Linked DNA regions of Homo sapiens: region 2 is linked to region 1. Evidence: read pairs that join two places in POLR2A ChIA-PET (ENCODE). Cell type or tissue: HepG2. All regions are shown on one strand. Links, peaks and the distances in the headings refer to the core of each region. The heading gives the core; the rest is flanking DNA.

Region 1 (5,373 bases), core at 256-5,255:
CTCCCAAAGTGCTGGGATTACAGGCATGAGCCACCGCGCCCGGCTCAGGCAGGGTTCTTTATAAAAACAGCCTGATGCCTGAAGGACACTCTCTGGTTGTAATATTTGTTTCATCCATGAAGTGTTTAAATATTGCAACTGACTTGCGATTAGCCACCAAAACAGGCCCTTTTAGATGCAGTGCCTCTCCGACCAAGTATTGGATGATTCATACGTAATGGACTATGATCATTTTCTGTCCATGTTTTCTATTACTATATGCTGGTTTTTTTGGAGCAATAAGATTACTTTTTTTCTGTTCTATTTTGAGCGAATCCTTTACAGTTTTTGATAAGAACTGTGACATTTGTTCTTTGTTGATAAAACTCCTGAAAATAACTCACAAGGCCAGTGCTGCACTCTGGCACATGTAGGTTGTTTTGAGGGTTTGTTGGTTGGTTGGTTGGCTGGTTGATTGGTTGGTTGGTTTAGAACACTAATGTACTTGTTATGAACCAAACTCTGGTCTTACAGTCTTAAATTCCACCTCATGGGGCTGTTTTCTCTGTTAGCAATGAAACCTGGGCCAGGTGTAGTGGCTCACACCTATAATCCTGGCACTTTGGGAGGCTGAGGTGGGAGGATTACTGGATCCCAGGAGTTTGAGACCAGCCTGGGCAACATAGTGAGACCCTGGTTTCTATAAATAAATAAGATAATCAAACCAGAAAGCAGGCATTTTAGTAACAGCCTGTTGAATTTTAAGGTGAATCAAGGTAATTTTGCAGAATGCGTTCTTGCACCGAAATGTCCCTGACCACATATCAGTGGTATAGACTGAACAGTGTGCTTCAGGGTCATGTGCTGAGTGCACTGATCACTCTGCTGTGGCCCAGGGCATCTGTACCTGTTGGACAAGATTATGATAATTCAGAAGTGAAGTAAAATGCCTCCCTCTGATGGCAAAAAGCCAACCTGTTTGCAAAATCACCCTTATTGAAGGGTGGCATGGCTGTGGTCCCTCCCTCCTGTTACTTGCATCACCAACCAAACTAAACCAAACCATACCTGGGCCTGTTCAGCTGGACTTGAAATCAGTTTCCTTTTTCTCTCCCCTTTGCAGCACTTTTCAGTTTCCAGCTTTGTCATTCTGTGGCCTTTGCTGTGACAATGCTGGGAAGGGTTAGAAATCCTGTCACCTCCATCCACAAAGGCACAGTTCCACGCCCTGTGATAAGATATCCCCTCTTCTCTCCCAGACTGTCTCCTTAAGCCTTTCAAACTGAGCCCCTTGCTGTTGGGGTAATCACCCTTAAGGCCGCCTTGATGCCCCTCTCTCCAATCAAGTCCAATAGTAGCATTAACTGAGAAGCACTACACCTGACTGGCTTCACTGAAGCTTAAGTGGTTGAGGATGAATCTTCGGTGTAAAATCTTTTACTATAAGGATATATTTTAAATATTTCATATCCCATCAAGTTGGAGGTTAATTTTATCCATCACAATGAGTCATGATTTGTTGCACCCAAAAGGAGCAGAAACACAGGTGATGAGATATGGGAGGTGGCACCATGGTGCTTTGGAGGCGTTGGTAAGATGTGACCCTCTGTTGCCTATGCCCATAAACCAGTGGTGGGAGTGGCCATGGAGTAGATGGCAGGGGCTTGTTGAAGGGATTGAAAGCTCTCCTAGGCTAGGCATGGTGGCTCACACCTGTAATCCTAGCACTTTGGGAGGCTGAGATGGGAGGATCACTTGAGGTTGGGCCAGCCTAGCCAACATGATAAAACCCCGTCTCGACTAAAAATACAAAAATTAGCCAGGTGTGGTGGTACACGCCTGTAATCCCAGCTACTCGGGAGGCTGGGGCAGGAGAATCGCTTGAACCCAGGAGGCAGAGGTTGCAGTGAGCTAGGATCACGCCACTGCACTCCAGCCTGAGCGACAGAGTGAGACTCTGTCTCAAAAAAAAAAAAGGCTCTCCAAAGTGTCATGTTCAGCACCAAAAGGGAATAGGCACAGGGTGACCCCAGAAGTTCATTTGTGACACTTAAATCTCCAGATATTTATCCCACGTGGGTCTGATGCGGGCTCAGCACTAAATTAACTGTATGTGGAAAGTGTCAATTGCAGAGCCTTCTGTATCGATGAGGCTTCCGCCACTTGTCCATGCTTAGCCCCCTTGCCTCTTCCTTGGGAGCATGCTTTCTATTCCTATGTGAAACAGCCTGACATAAGTGAAAGGATTTGGGCTCAAGCAAACATGAGATGTGGGTTCATATCTTGGCACCACTCCTGATAGCTGTGTGATCATGGCAAACCTCGTTTTCATCGTCTGTCAGGTGGAGATGAAGAGAAATGGTGCATGTAAAGTGCTCAGCATCTGTGCTTAGCAGGCCATAGTCTCCCTGCCTCCTTTTTCTTGAGTAAGCCTTTAGAACTTTCTGACTCCTCTAGAGAAGGCAGAGAAACGAATATATTTTGGGTGCCATTTGGAGTCTGGGTCTTTTGTTAAAATTGTCCTGTATTATGTTGAAAAGTGTCGGTTACCCCCAGGCTCTGGGGGCATCTGTGATCATAGAATACTGCCATGCTTATTTTGCCTTTCTATGTTGAGATTAATTCACTGACGCCTCATTTTCCACGTGCATCTGTCATAGTCTGGGTACCAGATTGTATTTAGAGAATGGCTCTTGCCACTGTTATGTACACACAGATCGTGTGTGTAAACAAGCAAATTAAAGTAAACTGAGATAATGAAATCCCATATTTCAGCATTTTGTGTGTTCTTTTCTAATACTCTTAAGGAAGCGCAGAGCCCAATAAACCTCAGCGCACTTCGTGAAAGTAGGTAATTCTTTCTCAATTTAACTTGTCATATACGGGTTATTTTATGGCTAGAGTTGCTCCTGTTTTTCCCCGTATGTCTTGTAATATAAATGCATGTTCAGACATGTATTTATTAGCTTGACTTACTCCTTCCCTGTGTGCCACCTTCATGTCTTACAGTCCTGAGGTCAGGATCAGCCAGACTTGGGAGCAGTTCTCTTGGTAAAAAGTGAAGTAGGCCTCACAGAAGCAACACTGAAGAGCACTTTCAAAGTTTACTCAGATGAGGTCACCTTTGCAAGTGCTTTGTAGTCCTGGAGGCCTGTACACATGTGAGAGCTTCTTGTGCCTTTTAGTGCCCACTCGTTTGTCAGCCTGACCTGCTTGGCACGTCCAGGAAGTGTCTGTTGAAAGCTCCGTGGCTCCAGGATCAGAATCCCCTCCTGTTGCAGAACTTCCCTGTTCAGATTCCTTTGGCAGCAACAAACCCTTCTTGGGCTCACACTGTGAGCTGGGAGCTGGGGTGGAATGATAAACTCCCCTCCGCGTGGAGATTGTGGTTCAAAGTCCATCCTTTTGTAGCTTAAGCTGTGTGCTGGTGTTGCAAAGATGAATTTGGTCCATCTCTGCCTTGGAAGAGTTTTCACTCTCATGGAGAAGAACCAATCCTGCCATAAAGGGTTCTGAGTGCTGGGGCAAGGTCAGGGCCAAGAACATAAAGCAGGGAACAACCAGAGGCCCTGGAGAGTCAGGGAATATTTTCAAAGAAGGCAGCAATTCTTTGGGTTTTGATGGATGAGGAGGAGTTCAAGCAGTTAGGCAGAGAAGGGAATCCAAGGCAGTGGGGACAGCACACACAAAGGCTCATAGATATGTTACCATGATTTTTATGCGGACATCCATTTTCAAGAAGCCTCACTTTCCTGTCATTTTTAAAAGCAACTGAGATTGGAAGGAAGTTAGCCTTAAAGGACTGTGAGTGGAGATCATAGATACTCCCTGCTGTAACATAAAGAGCACTCAGTGCTGTGGTTTGAATATATTTTCCAAAGTTCATGTCTTGGAAACTTAATCCCCAATGCAACAGCATTGAGGTGGGACCATTAAGAGGTAATCAGGTTATGAGGCCTCTGGCCTCATGAATGGGTTAATGCCAGTATTTGGGGAGTGGGTTTGTTACCATGAGAGGAGCATCTTTATAAAGGATGAGTTTGTCCCCTAGCCCCCAAAATCTTTGGCCCTTTTGCCTTCCACTATAGGATGATGTAGCAAGAAGGCCCTAGCCAGATGCCAGCCCTTTGATCTTGGACTTCCCAGCCTCTAGAACTGTAAGAAGTCACTGTTCTTTATAAGTTACCCAGTCTGTGGTCTTGTGTTATAGCAGCACAAAATGGACTAAGATGCTCAGCTGGAAGTTAGAGCACCTGGCTTTGAGGTGGGTTCTGCTGCTGGTTTTTCCACTCTTTTGTGTGACCTTGAACTAGTCACTCAACATCTCTGGGTTTCAATTTCCTCCTGTAATAAACGATGGGGTTGGACTGGATAATCTCACCAACTCTTTGAATCTTTTCTACTGTTTCTCTGTTCTGCTTGATGAAAAGTTCTTCCCAAGCTGACTATGGCTTTTATTTTTGGAAACAACATGAAAAGAAACTCCCACTCAGAGCTGTTGTGGCAGCTGGTTTCTTGGTGAATGATGGGGGAAGCAGACCTCTGGGTGGACTTTGTTGCAGCCCTGCCTCCTTTTTCTCTACATCAACACACAAATGTAGTTCAGGCCTGGTTGCGCATGTTCACATAGGTTTAATGGACATGGGGAGCTGGACCTAATTCCCAGAGGAATAAACTGCAGAGGTCTTATTTATTTGTAATATTTATTTATTTATTTGAGACATAGTCTTGTCTTACCCAAGCTAGAGTGCAGTTGCTAGTGTCGGGTCACTGCAACCTCCACCTTCTGGCTTCAAGCAGTGCTCATGCCTCAGCCTCCCACGTAGCTGGGATTACAGGCGTGCGCCACCATGCCTAGCTAATTTTTGTATTTTTAGTAGAGACGGGATTTCACCATGTTGGCCAGGCTGGTCTCGAACCCCTGACCTCAGGTGATCCACCCACCTTGGCCTCCCAAAGTGCTGGGATTACAGCAGTGCGCTACTGTGCCTGGCCAGCTCTTTTAAAAAGTCTCAAAAATAAAAACATTTTTGAGAGCTGTCAAGAAGGTAGGTTCTGTTAGGAGAAATCCTTTACAGTTTAAACACCTTTAGAAACTGTCCCAGAAACCTCGAATACAGTCTCTGGGGAGTTTTAAAGTTGAACACACACAGTACAGAAAACAGGGATTCTCATACCTTAGGAGAAGGGAGGTAAGCTGGTCGCACCTGTTTAGATAGCAACCTAGCGTGTCCGTAATTGGTGGGTTCTTGGTCTCACTGACTTAAAGAATGAAGCCGCGGACCCTCGCGGTGAGTGTTACAGCTCTTAAGGTGGTGCGTCTGGAGTTTGTTCCTTCTGATGTTCAGATATGTTCGGAGTTTCTTCCTTCTGGTGGGTTCGTGATGTCTCTGG
Region 2 (5,373 bases), core at 74-5,073, 53 kb before region 1:
TGTCCAGCCATATCTGTGGCCTAGAGCAGAGGGCCAGCAACAGCTGGATTGTGTCAAGTCTCGAGTCAGATGACATTTTTTGTTTGTTTGTGTTTTTTTTTTAATCTTGAACCTTAGTTTTTTCTTCTGTCCTTGGAGATTACAATATTATTTATCTCAGACAGCCGTTTGGAAAATGAAACAGCTGTCTGAGAGATAATAGTAGAACATTCACTAACCCATTCATCCATCCATTCACCCACCTACCTGTCGATAGAAGCAACCATTCTAATAATTGCTGAATGTTTGCTATATAATGAGTATGACACAGGAGCAGAGATGAAGAGACATGAGGACATCCTACAAGGTGCAGAGACGTGGGAGACAGTGAAAGGCTGTCAGGTTATATTATTGTATCATCCTTTAAGAGACACTGTGGGGCCTTCTGTTCACCCCTAGCTTAGCCTTATGACCTGGGCTGTCCTTCCCCAGAAGCTGTCTGGCCCCTTTGAGAGACAATGTCTTCCCCTAGCCACAGGTTCAACCAAGTCATCCATTGGCATCTATACTCCAGGTCTTAAAATTGTGGATTAAGGGTGGCCTCACCCTTAATCTCCTCTATGCTATCTCCTCTAATCTCCCCGCTCTCTGGGAGATAGGTCCTGTTGTTATCTTCATTTTACAGATGAGGAAATAGGTTCAGAGAGGGGAAATGTCTTGCCCAAGGTCACACAGCTGGTGTGTGGGATGGGTTCCCAGGCTGTTGGTTTCTTCAGCCTCTGCCATTTCCAGTGCATCACATATTCCTGTTTGATGGGGGTCAAAGCAAAGAAGATTCTTCCTGACTAGAGTCAGGAGATCAGGCCCTGATTCTGTCATTCCCTGGCCCTCTGTCCTCAGCAATTGATGACATAAATGTTGATTGTGTCTTTGCAATGCACGTGGTATCAAGGGCTTTACATCCTTGTTCCCCACGGCATCCACCATGATCTTAAGACACATCCTAGTCCTGTCTCCACTTCAGAAAGAAAGCAAGAGGCACGTGAATGTTGAGCCGTGTGACAGAGTCACAACTAGACCCCGAGGTCTGCTGGATTCCAGAGACCAAGTTCTGTGCGGGTGTGTGATTTGAACAGGTTTATAAAAGGCACCCAACTTTTAAAAAATCCAAAATGTGTCCCCAAAAGATAAAACATTCTCTTGAATTTCCCTCCTCAGAAACAAACCTGTCACCAATTTTATTGTGTCATTCCACGAATTTTCTATGCGTGGAATGTACACGTATACGCGTGTGTACATATATACATCTATATCCGTTTCGCTATCAGCAACTACACAGTTCTTCAGTGTACCGTTTTCACTTAATTTAACTGAGAGGTTCTTCCCTGTCACACACAGATGTGCGTTGTTTCCTTGAACAATGGGATAGCATTCCACTGTAAAGACGTCTCACGCTTTATTTACCCGTCTTCCCTCTGCTGAGGGACATTGGGTTGCTTCCAATGTGGGGGTCACCCTAAGGAGTGAGCCTGAGCCTTTCACTCTCAGTAACACATGCTTTCTAGCCCTGCATCTGAGTTTCACACGTCCGCACAAGATATTCTCATTTTCCAACGCTCCACCCTGCGCGGCGCTTTCTACCTCCTCCCCATTATCCAGAGCCAACGGAGGTGCGGAGCGACCGAGCTGCCCGGTCCCACGCCCAGCTTGATAATGCACCAGCAACGTGACCTAGGCCCAGCAAGCCTCTCCTGGTGGACCTCAATTTGCCCCGCATCGAAACAGGACGGTGCTTCCAAGCCCCACCCTCTGTGGGGTTTTGGAAAGACCCCTGAGATGCATTCCCAGGAAGGCCTCTGGACAGACAAAATGAGCCAAGCCTCTGCCCCAGGGCTTCTCGGCCCCTCCCAGCACTTCTCGCACCAAGCAGGCCATGCCCCGGCTTGAGAGCTTAGGGAAGCGGTCACATTGCCTCCGTGGGGCTTCCTGCCCTTCCAGAGGAGCTCCAGGAGGAGCTTTGGGCCCGTAAGAAACACACGGGGAGGTGTCCCATGGCCTCCCAAAGCTGACCGCAGTCCCGCCCTGTCCAGTCTTCCCCCAGCCCCACTTACCGTAAGAACTCTCCACTGGAGCCCCGAGGGGCGCGTTCACGCTGACCATGGCCAAGCCCACCCAGCCGGAGAGCTGGGGGCATGGAGGAGCAGGGGCCCGCTCACAGCAGCAGCACAGCCACCAGGAGCCCGTCCACCAGGAAGGCGGTGAGTGCGGCCAGCTGCCACCGCCCGGTTATCTTATTGATTCTTCTAATCACCCAAGGTGGGTGGATACGTTAAAGAGTAACCAGTCACTTAGGGAACCCGCGGCTGGGGACTGTTGCTGTCTCCATGGCAATGGCGACCTGGCCAGACCTGAGGTCCACTCGGGTCCTAGTCCTGCACTCTGGGGTTAGGGGAACCCAGAGCCAGGTGTATGGGGACATCAGCCCCCCAATTTGAGGACAGGGCCGGAGCAGAAGGGGCTGGAGAGGTGAGAGTCCAACCTGGGTTGGGTTTTATGGCTCCAAACTATGGGTGTGTCACCATGCAGGAAGTAGTGGGAAAACCGAGGGAGGGGCAGAGGAAAAAAGGAGGGTGGAGAACTGTGTTTAGTGAGTGCCTACTGGATGCTGGGAGTTGCATACAGGCGTTACCATATTTAAATTAAACCTTGAGATGAAGGGACTGAAGGACAGAGAGAAATTGCATGCCTGGAGTCTCACTGCTAGTACATAGAGGTGTTATCTTCCTTTCATCTAACATATTTATTGAGCACCTACTATGTACCAGGCCTTGTGCTAGACTCTGGGGATATGGAAATGAGCAAAGTAGATGTACCCCCGAAACTTGTGGACTAATGGAGGAGACGGACCTTAATCAGATCGTCATTCAAAGATACTATTACAAACTGGTGAGTGATATGAGGGGTGGAGAAACATGGGGCTGCCTCCAGGCCAATGGGACAAAGTCATCCTGTCTGGCGTCTCCTCTGGTCTCCTTCCCCATTCTAAATTCAACCTGCTGCTGAAACTCACACACTCTGTTTTAGCTCCCTGGCATGTTAGACACCTGCCACCTAGCTTTTTTTTTGGAACAGCCCCGTTTCTTTTGTCTCAGTTTTGGATCTCACCACCTGCTTGGGGATTCTGAAATCAAGGTCATTCATCCTGTTAGAGAGAGCTGAAATGAGAACAGTGAAACAAATTCTGGACTCAGAAAAATCAGAAAACTCCAGCTCTATTATTTTCTTGCTGTATGTTTTTTAGTAAATTATTTCATTTCCTTATAGGAATACCTAGCTCATAGTTTGCCCTGCTTCTAAAATAGCTAATTGATAATATTCCTCTTCTCTTCCCATAGTCTCTTTTTTCAGCTTTATCAATCACCTCAGAGGGACCTTCAGCCCCTACAGATGGGCATGGGTTGCATTAAAATGTCCTTTCTTTTCTAAAACAACAGTGATAACAAACGTTAGATTTTGGGGCCGGGTGCAGTGGCTCACGCCTGTAACCCCAGCATTTTGGGAGGCCGAGGCGCACCGATCACGAGGTCAGGAGTTTGAGGCCAGCCTGACCAACATGGTGAAACCCCGTCTCTACCAAAAATAAAAAAATTAGCCGGGCATGGTGGCAAACGGGAGGCTGAGGCAAGAGAATCGTTTGAACCAGGGGGACAGAGGTTGCAGTGAGCCAAGATCGTGCCACTGCACTCCAGCCTGGGCAACAGAGAGAGACTCCATCTCAAAATAAATAAATAAATAAATAAATAAATAAATAAATAAATAACTTCGATATTTTTTAAAAAAAAGTATTAATATTCTTGGTCGGGTGTAGTGGCTCATGCCTGTAATCCCAGCAGTTTGGGAGGCTGAGGCAGGTGGATCACTTGAGGTCAGGAGTTTGAGACCAGGCTGGCCAACACGGTGTAATCCCATCTCTACTAAAAATACAAAAATTAGCTGGGTGTGGCAGCGAGCACCTGTAATCTCAGCTACTCGGGAGGCTGAAGGAGGAGAATCGTTTCAACCTAGGAGGCAAATGTTGCAGTGAGCCAAGATTGCACTACTGCACTGCAGCCTTGGCGACAGAGCCAGACTCCATCTCAGAAAAAAAAAAAGTATTAATATTTTTATATGGGGGTGGGGGAGGTTTGCTAACCCTATGTCAATTTCCCAAAATGTTCTGGAGATTTAAGTGGTACGTAACCCCCTGCATGAAGTGGCGTCATGAGGTCACATAACTACGAAGGAGCCAACACAGAACTGGAATTCAGCATCATCTGACCCCAAAGCCCGTGCTATTTCAACAGGTCTCACATTGCCTTCCTGAGCACCAGGATAATGAGGATGACAACCACTGGCATTTATGAACTCTTTAGTTTGTCAGCATTGTATATTCTTAACGTCATTGAATTGTCACTGTCAATATTCCCATTTTACAGATGTAAAAACTGGGATTCAAGAAGTTTCATTAAATCTGTTCTTTTTTTTTTTTTTTTTTTTCTGAGACAGAGTTTTGCTCTTGTTGTCCAGGCTGGAGTGCAATGGCGCCATCTCGGCTCACTTTAACCTCCGCCTCCTGGGTTCAAGCGATTCTCCTTCCTCAGCCTCCCAAGTAGCTGGGATTACAGGCACACAGCACCACGCCTGGCTAATTTTGTATTTTTAGTAGAGACGGGGTTTCACCATGTTGGTCAGGCTGGTCTGGAACTCCTGAACTCAGGTGATCCACCTTCCTTGGCCTCCCAAAGTGCTGGGATTACAGGTATGAGCCACTGTGCCAGGGAAGAGACAAGCCAAAAGTGCCACTGTAAGGTGGGAATTCCACGTGATCTCTTCGGTTTTCCATTTCTGATACTGCCTTCGAGAGCCCATTCCAAAAAATAAAGTAGGAAAGATATAGTCTAAGAACAATGAACTCACAACAGTGTCCTTAATTCTCTCTCTCTTTTTTTTTTTTTTTTTGAGACACAGACTTGCTGTGTCACCCAGGCTGGAGTGCAGTGGTGCAGTCTTGGCTCACCGCAACCTTCACTTCCTGGGTTCAAGCAATTCTGGTGTCTCAGCCTCCTGAGTAGCTGGGATTACAGGCGTGCCCCACCATGCTTGGCTAATTTTTGTAATTTTAGTAGAGACAGGGTTTCACTGTGTTGCCCAGACTGGTCTTGAACTCCTGGCCTCAAGCTATCTGCCGCCTTGGCCTCCCAAAGTGCTGGGATTACAGGCATGAGCCACCACGCCCAACCTCTTAATTCTCTTATTTCACTCATTTCCAGCATTTGGAAGCTAGTACTCACCCCATGCCTCATTTATCTCATCTGTAAAGTGGAGCAATAGTATACGTGCATGCACTTGTGCATT

The links. ChIA-PET counts read pairs that join two places held together with the same protein. Peaks named below come from ENCODE experiments on the same cell type or tissue, not always from the same donor. Only the 100,000 strongest peaks of a DNase experiment are listed, where the experiment ranks them.
Region 2: POLR2A ChIA-PET joins it to region 1 with 11 read pairs; 6 of 35 experiments call an interaction of 5 or more read pairs at or near these places.

Annotation. Positions count from the first base shown.
Region 1 is chr20:44,300,213-44,305,585 of GRCh38, reverse strand. It overlaps FITM2 (fat storage inducing transmembrane protein 2), which reads left to right. Exons shown (of 2, transcript NM_001080472.4): 2 at 1-2,746. Among named protein-coding and RNA genes, the nearest start is that of FITM2, 8.3 kb to the left of the region's middle. In HepG2, for the core only: no CTCF peak of the experiment used is centred there; a DNase peak (open chromatin) is centred at 3,115; H3K4me3 peaks cover 944 bases.
Region 2 is chr20:44,352,571-44,357,943 of GRCh38, reverse strand. It overlaps HNF4A (hepatocyte nuclear factor 4 alpha), which reads right to left and starts at 2,245. Exons shown (of 10, transcript NM_175914.5): 1 at 2,091-2,245. The coding sequence starts at 2,139. R3HDML-AS1 (R3HDML antisense RNA 1) reads left to right here and starts at 2,702. Exons shown (of 4, transcript NR_184036.1): 1 at 2,702-2,925. HNF4A-AS1 (HNF4A antisense RNA 1) reads left to right here. Exons shown (of 3, transcript NR_172878.1): 3 at 1-1,200. RefSeq lists an enhancer at 4,414-4,913. In HepG2, for the core only: no CTCF peak of the experiment used is centred there; DNase peaks (open chromatin) are centred at 2,293 and 2,583; H3K4me3 peaks cover 2,383 bases.